Linked DNA regions of Homo sapiens: region 2 is linked to region 1. A link is an interaction called in ENCODE POLR2A ChIA-PET data of the cell type or tissue named here. Cell type or tissue: GM12878. All regions are shown on one strand. Each heading gives the region's core, and the rest is flanking DNA. Links, peaks and the distances in the headings are about the cores only.

Region 1 (2,918 bases), core at 140-2,639:
CTCACAGTTTCACAGGCTATACAGGAAGCATGGCTAAGAGGCCTCAGGAAACTTACAATCATGGCAGAAGTTGAATGGGAAGCAGGCACAATCTTTACATGGTGGAGCAGGAGAGATAGAGTGAAGGGGGAGGTGCTACACACTTTCAAACAACCAGATTTTATAAGAACTCTGTCACGAGAACAGCAAGGGGAAGTCTGCCCCGATGATTGAATCACTTCCCATCAGGCCCCTCCTTCAACACTGGGAATCACAATTTGACATGAGAGAGGTGGGGACATAGAGCCAAACCATATCACCAAGGTCTGGTTTTCTTCTGAGTTTTATATTTTTAGTTCTTATACTTAGGTTCACAATTTTTTTTTTTTTTTTTTGGAGACAGAGTTTGTAGCCCAGGCTGGAGTGCAGTGGCACAATCTCCGCTCACTGCAACCTCCACCTCCCAGGTTCAAGCCATTCTCCCACCTCAGCCTCCCAAGTAGCTGGGACTACAGGCATGCTGCACCATGCCTGGCTAATTTATGTATTTTTAGTAGAGACAGGGTTTCACCATGTTGGCCAGGCTAGTCTCGACCTCCTGACCTCAGGTGATCTGCCTGCCTCGGCCTCCCAAAGTGCTGGGATTACAGGTGTGAGCCACTATGCCTGGCCCATAATTCAATTTTAATTACTTTTGTGTATATGACTGGAGGTAGGGAATCCAACATCATGTTTTGCATGTGGATATCCAGTTTTCCCAGCACTGTTTGTTGAAAATTTTAGAGTATTCTTTCTTCATTAAATTGTTTTGGTTTCCTTTTTGAAATCATTGACCACAAATATAACAGTATATTTTTGGACTCTCAGTTCTATTCCAATGATCCTTATGTATATCCTTATGCCAGTACCACACTTTTGATTACTATAGCTTTGTACTAAGTTTTGAAATTAGTAAGTGTAAGTCCTCAAACTTTTCAAGTTTATTTTCTCTTGTTTATTTTCTCTTCTCTATTTTCCCTTATATTTTCATATGAATCTCACAATGAGCATTAGTTCATCAATTTCTGCAAAAAAGCCAGCTTCAGTTTCGATAGGGATTGTGTTGAGTCTGTAGATGAATTTGGGGAATATGGCCATCTTAACAATATTAAGTTTCCTGATCCATGAACATAGGGGTCATGATTCTCCTTATTTTCCTTTTAAGTTTTTACCTAGCTTCTTGTTTGCCTCAACTAGTATCACTGCATCAGGCAGTTATGATGTTAAACAATTGCTGCTGATTGTTTTCCACCACACTCAGGAGATGGGGCTGTTTGCACTAAATAAGTGCTAAATCAAAGGCAAGCTTTAGAAAGAGGCTTTTCCAGAGAACTGCCAAGCAGGAAAAACAGTGATAGTTTTCTGGGGATGTTTGTTGGGGGAGAGCTCCAATTCCCCACCCCCACCTCCCCAGTGGCTATTAGGCTGCTATTTTTCACAGCAACTGTAATTGTGAGATTGCTGATTTTCAAAACTACTTAGGACCTGCTGGAGAAGAGAATGGGAATAGGACAAGTTGAAATGCTACAAAACTCATGCTCTTACAGAGATTCAGCTGCTTTTCTTGAATAAACACTCCTTGTATTGTTGCAAGCCTTTGATTCACTTCCAGAGTTCTGAAAAAGCTTATTTGGATAATTTTTGCTAAAGTTTTTGTTACCATTATGAAACAGGTTCCTAGTTGACTATTCTGGACATCCTTCTCCCTGTTGGAAAGCTGTTGTGGTTTCTCAAATAACAACTGTATTGTGATATAATTCACGTATCATATAATTGACTATTTAAAGTGTATAATTCAATGGTTTTAGTATATTCACAGAGCTATGCAACCATAACCACAATCAATTTTAGAGCATCTTCAACACTTTCAAAAGAAATCCATACCAAGCTGGGCGCAGTGGCTCACGCCCTTAATCCCAGCACTTTGGGAGGCCAAGGCGGGCGGATTATCTGAGGTCGGGAATTTGAGACCAGCCTGACCAACATGGAGAAACCCCGTATCTACTAAAAATACAAAATTAGCTGGGCGTTGTGGTGCATGCCTGTAATCCCAGCTACTTGGGTGGCCGAGGCAGGAGAATCGCTTGAACCCGGGAGGTGGAGGTTGCAGTGAGCTGAGATAGCGCCATTGCACTCCAGCCTGGGCAACAAGAGCGAAACTGTCTCAAAAAAAAAAAAAAAGAAACCCATACCCATTAGCAGTCATTCATCCTTCCTATCCCCCAATGCTCACAGACACCCCACCCACCCTACCCTAAGCACCCATGAACCTACTTTCTTTCTCTAAATATTTGCCTACTCTCCTCATTGGGAAGTTTTAAGCTAGGAAGTGACATGCTGTGACAAACCTTTTTAAAAAATATCATTCTGGCTGCTATATGGAGAATAAATTGTAGGAGTACAAGAGTAAACACAGAGAGAGAAATTAGGAAGCTCTTGCAGTAAGAAATGATAGTGTCTTAGACTAGGGCGGTGAATGTGAAGATAGAGAGAAATGGACATAAATTTTGTTTCTGGCAGGAGGGTGAACCTCCAATTTGTCTTACCACCAAAAATACACCCCCAAAATGTGGAATAAATTTATTTTTCAATCTCCTTAAAAGCATAACTGAGTTTACAAGGAAGCACAGAACCTACAGAGGCCAGATATTAAGTGAATGCAGGAGCTTCAGAAGATAAGCCGGTGCTGAAGCTGAGGGTATCTGCTGAATCCTAAAAACTTTGAGCTGCCTGGGAAAGGAAATAAAGTCAAGGGCCTACTTACTATGGGCAGTATGGTTGAAGAACTTTGCATAAAGCAGAGACCAAAGAGCTATACCCTCAACGTAAGAGTGAATGGGACATAAGCTTGCCCTAAAGAAGACAGGAAGAAAACTTGTTGCCTGTCTCCACTTTGGCAT
Region 2 (2,918 bases), core at 177-2,676, 140 kb before region 1:
CTTGACAGTTAATTCCTGGGGCCCACAGTGGCTTCTAAGATGCAAAGTAGCTTTGCATCTTAGATAAGGCTGAGCTGGTTCTCTCCCCTGGCCTCAGCTCCCCTCCTCCCTTCCAAATCTTCTCCCCAGAGCCCTCCAGCCTTGGTTCCCCTATTCACCTTACTTCCCTTTTCTCAATCCCCAGTGCCCTCTTTTTCTAATTATCTCAAACAGGAATCCCTCCCAATTCACATATAATTTTTACAGTAGCTACAAAAGTACCACAAAGCAAATGACAGAATGCTGGGAGTTTTTTATTTTTGGTGAAAAAATTCATAGATGGGGAGAGATTAGTGTATGGAAGCCCTTTACAATAAAGAGTTTTACAGTAAGGTTTGCCACCTGATTTGGCAGCTGAATTGTTTAGACGGTTCAGCTGCGTTGCGACCTGAGTGACTGCAGCTGTGCTTATACATGAGCAAGCTTGTCCATCTCCAATTCCAGTTAGAGGGATCCCAGCTCCTCAGACTCTCCCTCCAGCAGGGGCATAGGTGAGTGATGTAAATAGCTCAGGGATCCAGTCTTCTCTTCTGACCTCACCATTGGGTAAAATACAGACCCTGGCTATTTCGTTCACTGATGTGCCCAAGGAAGTTCTTCCCATAAGGTCTTTCCTTACCTCCCCTGCATGCATGAGTGGGCCTCAGGGCTCTATGGCTGGTTATCAATGCCCTGGTGCAACCTTGTCATGTGAATCTCCTGTCACCTTCCTCATCCTCTCTGTATGAGTACACGACCGTGTGCAGGACATTTCTGTGAAATTTCCACTTAATGGGAATTGCTTTAGGGCATTTTTTTTCTTTTTTGCTGGCTTTAGTGTCCAGATTCCCTTTCTTCCTTTTACTGACTCACTTATGGCTGCCCAGTAATCATTTGGCCTCCACAATGGGTGGTTTGAGCAAGTCAAGGCAGGCTCTTGGTGATGGATTGGTAAATGGTTCGAATAGACAGAGCTGCTCTCAGCTCACACAGTCTTCGGGCCTCATTGTGTGCATACTGCCTCCTCTCACCAACTGTGGGCCTAGCCTGGGCCATTTCATTCAGAAGATGTGAAGGTGGCCCTGGCTTCACAGAGCCTAAGCAAGCTGACTGTTATGGTGCTTTCAGAGTAACAGCCCATCTTGGTATCTTTATCCAAGTTTATCTGCAGGTCTTTACTCTCCCAAGGCAGCATATAGCTATAGATGGGACTGCTGGTCTGAAAACGTGTGCTATAATCCAGCTGTCAACCAACCCTCACCCTTATTGTTTTTGGTTTTCACATCATAAAGCGAAGGGCTTGGATACGATGATTTTTAATTATCTGATTCACTTTGTACTAGTTGAGTCCATTTAAGGAAGAATATAGCATTATTGTGGCAACCTGATTATTTTGAATCAGTAGCTTTTAAAAAATGAGTAGGAAGTTGTACTCATCTCAAAACTACAGCCAAGCATGGTAACAGTTACATTTTTTCTCACATGGTGAACTACCCAGGGAGGCCACTTCGATTTCTAGAAACAGAAAAGCTGTAGATCCACATCAATCAAGATGTAGATTTACCCACAGATCTAGAGAATCAAGGCTGCCACAGAGTGTTCGACATCATCTAATTATTTCTCACTTCTCATCAAAGGTAACTAACATTGGCAGATACTACCTTGAGCTTTATTCAGGAGAATTAAAAAGTTGCAGAAGTGTGGGGTTAGGGGTTGGTTCTCCAGAGAAATAAGAATGCCCCAGGATGTCACCTCCTAACTCTACCCCATGTGGTGCTAGGATAGCATTTCATCTTCTGGAGCCTTCTAGTTTTTTCTTTAGTTAATATTTGGGGAGGCTAGGATGTTCCATTTTTAGGGGGTTCTAAAAATCTTCCTATGTGAATACATTCTGGCCTATTGCTCCTGATTTTGTTATACCTTCTCACTATTTGTTGCCTTTTAAGTTGAAAGTGAAGCCACAGGCCCAAACTGGGTTTCTCTCATGTGCCTTGTCTATCAATCAGCAGAGGGAACAGCAGCCCAGAGTCAGGGGACCAGTGTTCTTACTCCAGCTCTGCCAACTGTAGCTCCTGTGGGGCCCCAAGCTGGTCTCTCCACCTCTTCGGGTGTTAGTTTCCTCTTCTGAAAATGAGAACAACCATCCCTGCTTTACCTCTCCCAAGGATGTGATGAAGTTAAAGATGATGCTGAATTAAGCATAAAGCATGATATTGATGTGTGTGATGAAATCCCTTTTGGCTATGGACAGGAGAGATGCACATTTCATCACCCTACAACCAGCCTGTAAGCTCCTTGCTTGTCTCATTCATCTTTGCATCTCCTTTCACATAGTTCTGCAATGCTGAACACATGGCAGATGCCCAGTAAATACTTGTCAAATTGAGTTTATAGTTTAATGTTTCCACTGTTCATTCTCTCCTGGAGGTCATTTTCTAGCCTTTAAAGTTTCCAAAGTCAGCCCAGACAGAGACTATGATCACTAATGGATCAGAAATCAGGGCCATGTGTTTAGACAGTCTAAGTAAAGGAAGTGTTTTCATTAGAGGTCTACATGCTTCTTGAGCATCTCCTGCTGGGAGGCCTTACATATCGTTTACACAATTCCCAGGTCCCTGCAGGTTTCAGACCTGTAGTGCTATTAACCACATGTTCCCGTGATTGCTTTTGTCCTCTGCGCGCAGACAGATGGATGGGGGCTGGCTATAGACATTTCAGATCTGTGCACAAGACTCTGTCGAAGGCCTTTCACGTATGATCTATAGCAATTTTTGTTTTCCTCAATTACCGTATTGACCAACCAATTCTGAAGAGATGCTCTGTCCATTTATTCGAGGAATTTCACAGACCATGAATGACGCTGGTAAAAGGGCTGCAGCTGTGTCTGCAGATTACCACTG

What was found. ChIA-PET counts read pairs that join two places held together with the same protein. Peaks named below come from ENCODE experiments on the same cell type or tissue, not always from the same donor. Only the 100,000 strongest peaks of a DNase experiment are listed, where the experiment ranks them.
Region 2: POLR2A ChIA-PET joins it to region 1 with 5 read pairs; 2 of 35 experiments call an interaction of 5 or more read pairs at or near these places.

Annotation. Positions count from the first base shown.
Region 1 is chr5:81,317,532-81,320,449 of GRCh38, forward strand. It overlaps a transcript of ACOT12 not described here. Among named protein-coding and RNA genes, the nearest start is that of ZCCHC9, 17 kb to the left of the region's middle. In GM12878, for the core only: no CTCF peak of the experiment used is centred there; no DNase peak of the experiment used is centred there.
Region 2 is chr5:81,181,665-81,184,582 of GRCh38, forward strand. All of the region lies in intron 18 of RASGRF2 (Ras protein specific guanine nucleotide releasing factor 2), which reads left to right. Among named protein-coding and RNA genes, the nearest start is that of CKMT2, 50 kb to the right of the region's middle. In GM12878, for the core only: no CTCF peak of the experiment used is centred there; a DNase peak (open chromatin) is centred at 1,508.